Linked DNA regions of Homo sapiens: region 1 is linked to region 2. Evidence: chromatin loops called from intact Hi-C (ENCODE). Cell type or tissue: endothelial cell of umbilical vein. All regions are shown on one strand. Links, peaks and the distances in the headings refer to the core of each region. The heading gives the core; the rest is flanking DNA. Region 1 overlaps LOC105371709 (a long non-coding RNA gene). Region 2 overlaps LINC01992 (long intergenic non-protein coding RNA 1992).

Region 1 (2,918 bases), core at 204-2,703, 54 kb before region 2:
TGTGGCACATATACACCATGGAATACTATGCAGCCGTAAAAAATGATGAGTTCATGTCCTTTGTAGGGACATGGATGAAGCTGGAAACCATCATTCTCAGCAAACTATCACAAGGACAAAAAACCAAACACCTCATGTTCTCACTCATAGGTGGGAATTGAACAATGAGAACACATGGACGCAGGAAGGGGAACATCACACACAGGGGCCTGTTGTGGGGTGGGGAGAGGGGGGAGGGATAGCATTTGGAGATATACCTAATGTTAAATGATGAGTTACTGGGTGCAGCACACCAACATGGCACATGTATACATATGTAACTAACCTGCACATTGTGTACATGTACCCTAAAACTTAAAGTATAATAAAAAAAAATAATGTTCATGATTTAGATCAGTGCTGTCCTAGAGAAATGTGAGAGCCACATATGAAATTTTGTGTTCTAGTAGTCACACTAAAAAGTTAAAAGAGGCCAGGTGTGATGGCTCACACCTGTAATCCCAGCAATTTGGGAGGCCAAGGTGGGAGGATCGCTTGAGCCCAAAGTTCAAGACCAGCCTGGGCAACATAGTGAAACCTCATCTCTATCAAAAAAAAAAAAAAAAAATTAGCCAGGCATGGTGGCATGTGCCTGTAGTCCCTGCAACTCAAGAGGCTGAAGTGGAAGGATCACCTGAACCCAGGGAGGTTGAGGCTGCAGTGAGCCATGATCATGCCACTGCACTTTAGCCTGAGCAGCAGAGTGAGACCTTATCTAAAAAAAAAAAAAAAAAAAAAGGAAAACAAAATTCACTAGCCACATGTGGCTAGTAGCTACTATATTAGACAGCCCAAATCTAGATCATGGGTTTGAATCCTTAATCTGTCCCTTACCAGCTATGTGACCTTGGGCAAGTTCCTTAACCTATCTTAGTGTGAAAAATTTCCTTGTCTGTAAAATAGAGAGGTTCCCTGACAGATGCAGTTGTGATAATTCAAAGAGACAATCCATGGAAAGCACATAGCCTGGGGCTTGCTAGCAGTAAGTGGGATGGTTATTATTAGTACAGGTATTACAATCGAAGGCAAAGTGTCCCAAGTGTCCAGTGGAGAAATCATCTTGGGCACCACTCAGTTCATGTCCCCAGCATTCCATCCACGTGGAGTGGCTGGCCCCTTAAACACATCACCAGACAGTACAATTTCCGGCCTTTTCCATTTTGTTCCATTTTCAGGAGCTGAGCATGAAGAACGAGAAGTCGGAAGTGAGTCAGCAGGATAGCACTTAGAGCCTAAAAAAGCAAGCAGGACATCAGAATGCATAAGCAGGAATATAATGTGCAGGAAGTGGGAGGTGATCTTCCCTTTCTTCCAAGAACTGGCTCACCCCATGAGTTGTCTGCAAAGACTTTGCAGAACTTGGGCCAGGCCCAGGAATATTAAAGGACTACAAAAGGAGCAACTCACATTCAACAGTGCTGGGTGCTCAACACCTGTTATCTCATGTGATCAATCGTCAATATGTCCCATTTTGCAAATGAAGAAACAGACTCGGGAAGTCAAGGTACCTTATCAAATCTCACACATCTCGTGAGTGACAAAGCTGGGGCTGGCCCACTTCCCACTGTAACCCACAGCTGGAGGGAAGGGGCAAAGAAGTGATGCTATGGAGTACCAGGAAGGACAGGCAGAGAATTCTTACCCTTTCAAGCCTGGCAGCCAGGGGCCTCCCTCACTGGGTGCATGATACTTTTTTAACATTTCTTACCCAAAACTGTTAGCAGAAGGCAAGAGGATCACCTCCGACCTTTTAGCACACACATTCCTCTGGGTCACACTACGTCCATTCTCTGTCTCCATGCTTCGGGCCTGGCTTATCTTTCTACCTCTTCTTCTACCCAAGTTCTACTCACTTTTAAGGCTTTGCTCTTGGAGCCTCAGATCTTCTTCTTTGTTGTCTTTTTTTTTTTTTTTGAGAACCTCGACCTCCCTGGGCTCAGGTGATCCTCTCACCTCAGCCTCCTGAGTAGCTGGGTCTACAGGCATGTGCCACCACAGCTGACTAATTTTTTTGTATTTTGTAGAGCTGGGGTTTTGCCTTGTTGCTCATTAGAATCTGCCTGCCTCAGCCTCCTAAAGTGCCAGGATTACAGGCATGAGCCACTGCACTGGGCTGTAGCCTCAGAACTTTCATGAAGCATTTTTCCTGATACAAGTCCCTCTGGATCTCTCTCTCCCCTGAAGAATTTAGACATTCAATGTCTGCAATATTTATTTGAAACATACACTCTTATTTATATAATCTTATTTATGTGATGCCGTGAAAAACTTTCTAGCTGTCTGACCTTGGGCACTAGACACTTGAGCATGCTTCCTCATCTGTTCAATGGGTATAATAACACCTATTTTGCAGTAGAAGGTAATATTGAGAAAATTAACTAAGGTCATATATTACTATATGAAATATCTAGCACAATGCCTGACACAGAGTGGCCACTTGGGATAGGTAGTTCCCTTCCTCACTTTTTTTTTCTTTTTAGAGAAACAGCCCAGGCTGTTCTCAAACTTCTGTGCTGAAGCAATCCTCCTGCCTCAGCCTTCCAAAGTCTTGGGATGACAACCATGAGCCACAATACCTGGCCTCTTTCCTCACTTCTGTGTGTTGCTTACTTGTCATTATTTTCCTGGTATCTCTATTTCCAGTGCTCTTCTGTTTGGGGAGTTGGTTGGGGAGATGAGATGTGATACTTTAATCTTAGTAAATTGTAAAATGCTTCTCCCATCTTCCTTCATCCATTTTTCTGAGCCCCTACAGTCCCTCCATCAGTTTCGTGACAGGGGATAAAGTCATCAATGCCAAAGCAAAGGTGGAGGCTCGATAAGAGAGAGTGGGAGCAAGGCTACAAACCTCATAGGCATTTGGTATTGCTGAAGGACAA
Region 2 (2,918 bases), core at 236-2,735:
TGTTTATAAAGGTGCCTTCTGTGAATAATTTATTATGTTATTTAATGTAGTACATTAGTATTTAAATACATTATTTAATACATTTATCTAGTACATTATTTCACTTAATACCACAGCACTCCTATGAGGTGATACTAATGTCATTGTCCCCATTCCATGGATAGGAAAAGAAATTCATAGACATAGAAGGTAAATAACTTACCCAAGCTACTCAGGCTTGTTCTCTGTAATTCCAAATCTTATTTTTTTTTTAATTTTAGCTGCTTCTTCTTCTTCTTCTTCCTCTTCTATTGAGATAGTCTTGCTCTGTTTAATTTTAGTTTCCTCCTCCTCCTCCTTCTGTCTCCTCCTTCTTCTTCTTCTTCCTCTTCTTCTTCTTCCTCTTGTTCTATTGAGACAGTCTCACTCTGCTTAATTTGTTCTTCTTCTTCTTTCTCTTCTTATTCTATTGAGATAGTCTCACTCTGTTTAATTTCCTCCTCCTCTTCCTCTTCCTCTTCCTCCCCTCCTCCTCCTCCTCCTCCTCCTCCTCCTTCTTCTCCTTCTCCTTCTCCTCCTTCTCCTTCTCCTTCTCCTTCTCCTTCTCCTTCTTCTTCTTCTTCTTCTTCCTCTTCCTCTTCTTCTCCTTCTCCTTCTCCTTCTCCTTCCTCTTCTTCTGAGACAGTCTCACTCTGTTGCCCAGGCAGGAGTGCAGTGATGTGATCTCTGCTCACTGCAACCTCCACCTCCTGGTTCAAGTGATTCTCCTGCCTCAGTTTCCCAAGTACCTGGGATTACAGGTGCATGCTGCTATGCCCAGCTAATTTTTGTATTTTTAGTAGAGATGGGGTTTTGCCATGTTGGCCAGGCTGGTCTCAAACTCCTGGCCTCAAGTGATCCGCCTGCCTCAGCCTCTCAAAGTGTTGGGATTACAGGCATGAGCAATTGCACCTGGCCTTTTTTGTTTGTTTGTTTAAGATAATATATTTACTTGGGTCCAAATTCAAAAGATACAAAAAATAAAACAGTAAAAAATCTCCTTCCTACTCTTGTCCCCCAGCCACTAGTCTACCCTCCTGGAGGCAAACAGTTTTAGCAGCTGCATGTTTTCTTCCAGAGATTTGTTATAAGTATATAAGCAAATAGGCAAGTATATTGTTCCTACTGTTTTTGTATGTGTGGATGTATAAATCCCTTTGAATTGAATTGAAGAGGCGTGGCTAAAGTTCTCCATATAAGACAATAGTATGATTTGATAATAATACAAAAGCAGTGTCTTTAGTTAAACATACTCTATTCTTTAAATTTTCTGACCTTTGCTCTTGTTTTTTCCTCAGTACAAAATGCTTGACTCCTAACTCACACTCCTCACCTGCCAAGCTCCTTGACACCCTTCAGGATGCGGCTCAGACGTCATCTCCTCTCCAGCAACATTCCTCAACCAGCCCCTCTCCCCCTTAAAGATGATTCATTTCCTCCTTTGTATTCCCACATTTTTCACATTATGTAATACTTATTTTTTAAACTAACTGTATTCCTAAAGATAGCCTGATAGGTCCCAGGAGGACATTCATTCATTCAACATACACACACGCACACATACACACACACATGCATGCACAATATATCTATATACATACATATACCATATATACGTAATGTATATATATATTATATACATTATATATACACACACACACTCTCTCTCTATATATACATATATATATACATATATACACATATATATACATATATACATACACATATATATACACACATATATATATACACACACATATATATACATATATATATATATATACACACACACACACATATATATATATACACTTGTTTGGTGAGGGTCTGCTCTTCTTTTTTTTTTTTTTTTTTTGAGACAGAGTCTCACTCTGTTGCCCAGCCTGGGGTGCAGTGGCGTGATCTTGGCTCATTGCAAACTCTGCCTCCCAGGTTCAAGTGGTTCTTCTGCCTCAGCCTCCTGGGTAGCTGGGACTACAGGCGCACACCACCACGACCGACTAATGTTTGTATTTTTAGTAGAGACAGAGTTTCACCATATTGGCTAGGCTGGTCTCGAACTCCTGACCTCGTGATCCGCCCACCTCAGCCTCCCAAAGTGCTGGATTACAGGCATGAGGCAACGTGCCCGGCCAGTCTTCTCTTTTTAGTTTTGGTGGCAGCATATTAAATACACCAGTCTGCACCTTGCTTTCTAAGAAGCTTTTATTGCAGGAAAATTTCACACATACACAAAAGTAGAAAAAACAGTGTGAACCCCCCATATAGCCATCAACCCACTTCAACAATGATCCACACTCGGCCAATCTTTTTGTATCTTCACTTCCTCTCCCTCTCCCCCTGATTATTTTAAATCAAATCCCAGGCATCATATAATTTCATCTATTAATTCTTCAGCATATATTTCTAAAAGAAAATTACCTGAGAAAAAACACAACCTCTACACATGTAAAAGAAAACAATAATTCTTTAATACCATAAGCTACCTAGTCAGCATTCAGATTTCCTTGATTTTTTTTCTCTCTCAACAAATGCTGTTTTGTTTGAATCAAAATTCAAGTAAGGTCCACACATTGCATTTGGTTACTTCCCTTGCTTTTTATCACGAACAACACTCTTAGAGATGATTTCCTACCAGAACATAAAGAACTACTTTATTCTTTTTCCCGTTGCAGAGTATTCTTTGTATGAATGTCCTAGAATTCATTTGACCAGCCTGTTGGTGGACGTGTAGGTCATTTTCAACCTTTTGCTATTGCAAACAATGCTGCATTGAATAACTTGTAAGCATGCCATTTTGCATACGTGGGAGTATATCTGCTAGTTGAATTCTTGGAAGCGGAATTTCTGGGTGAAAGGATATGTATGTTTGTAATTTCAAAGATTATTGCTAGATTGGC

Evidence for each region. Hi-C counts contacts between places; a loop is a spot of excess contacts. Peaks named below come from ENCODE experiments on the same cell type or tissue, not always from the same donor. Only the 100,000 strongest peaks of a DNase experiment are listed, where the experiment ranks them.
Region 1: it touches region 2 in a loop (6-fold over the local background); 15 of 110 quality-filtered maps call a loop at or near these places.

The regions. Positions count from the first base shown.
Region 1 is chr17:28,032,758-28,035,675 of GRCh38, reverse strand. LOC105371709 (a long non-coding RNA gene) reads left to right here. Exons shown (of 3, transcript XR_934637.4): 3 at 1,215-1,536. Among named protein-coding and RNA genes, the nearest start is that of NLK, 8.5 kb to the left of the region's middle. RefSeq lists an enhancer at 862-2,061. In endothelial cell of umbilical vein, for the core only: no CTCF peak of the experiment used is centred there; a DNase peak (open chromatin) is centred at 1,235; H3K27ac peaks cover 1,392 bases.
Region 2 is chr17:27,978,756-27,981,673 of GRCh38, reverse strand. All of the region lies in intron 2 of LINC01992 (long intergenic non-protein coding RNA 1992), which reads left to right. Among named protein-coding and RNA genes, the nearest start is that of LINC01992, 11 kb to the left of the region's middle. In endothelial cell of umbilical vein, for the core only: no CTCF peak of the experiment used is centred there; DNase peaks (open chromatin) are centred at 1,383 and 2,613; H3K27ac peaks cover 2,129 bases.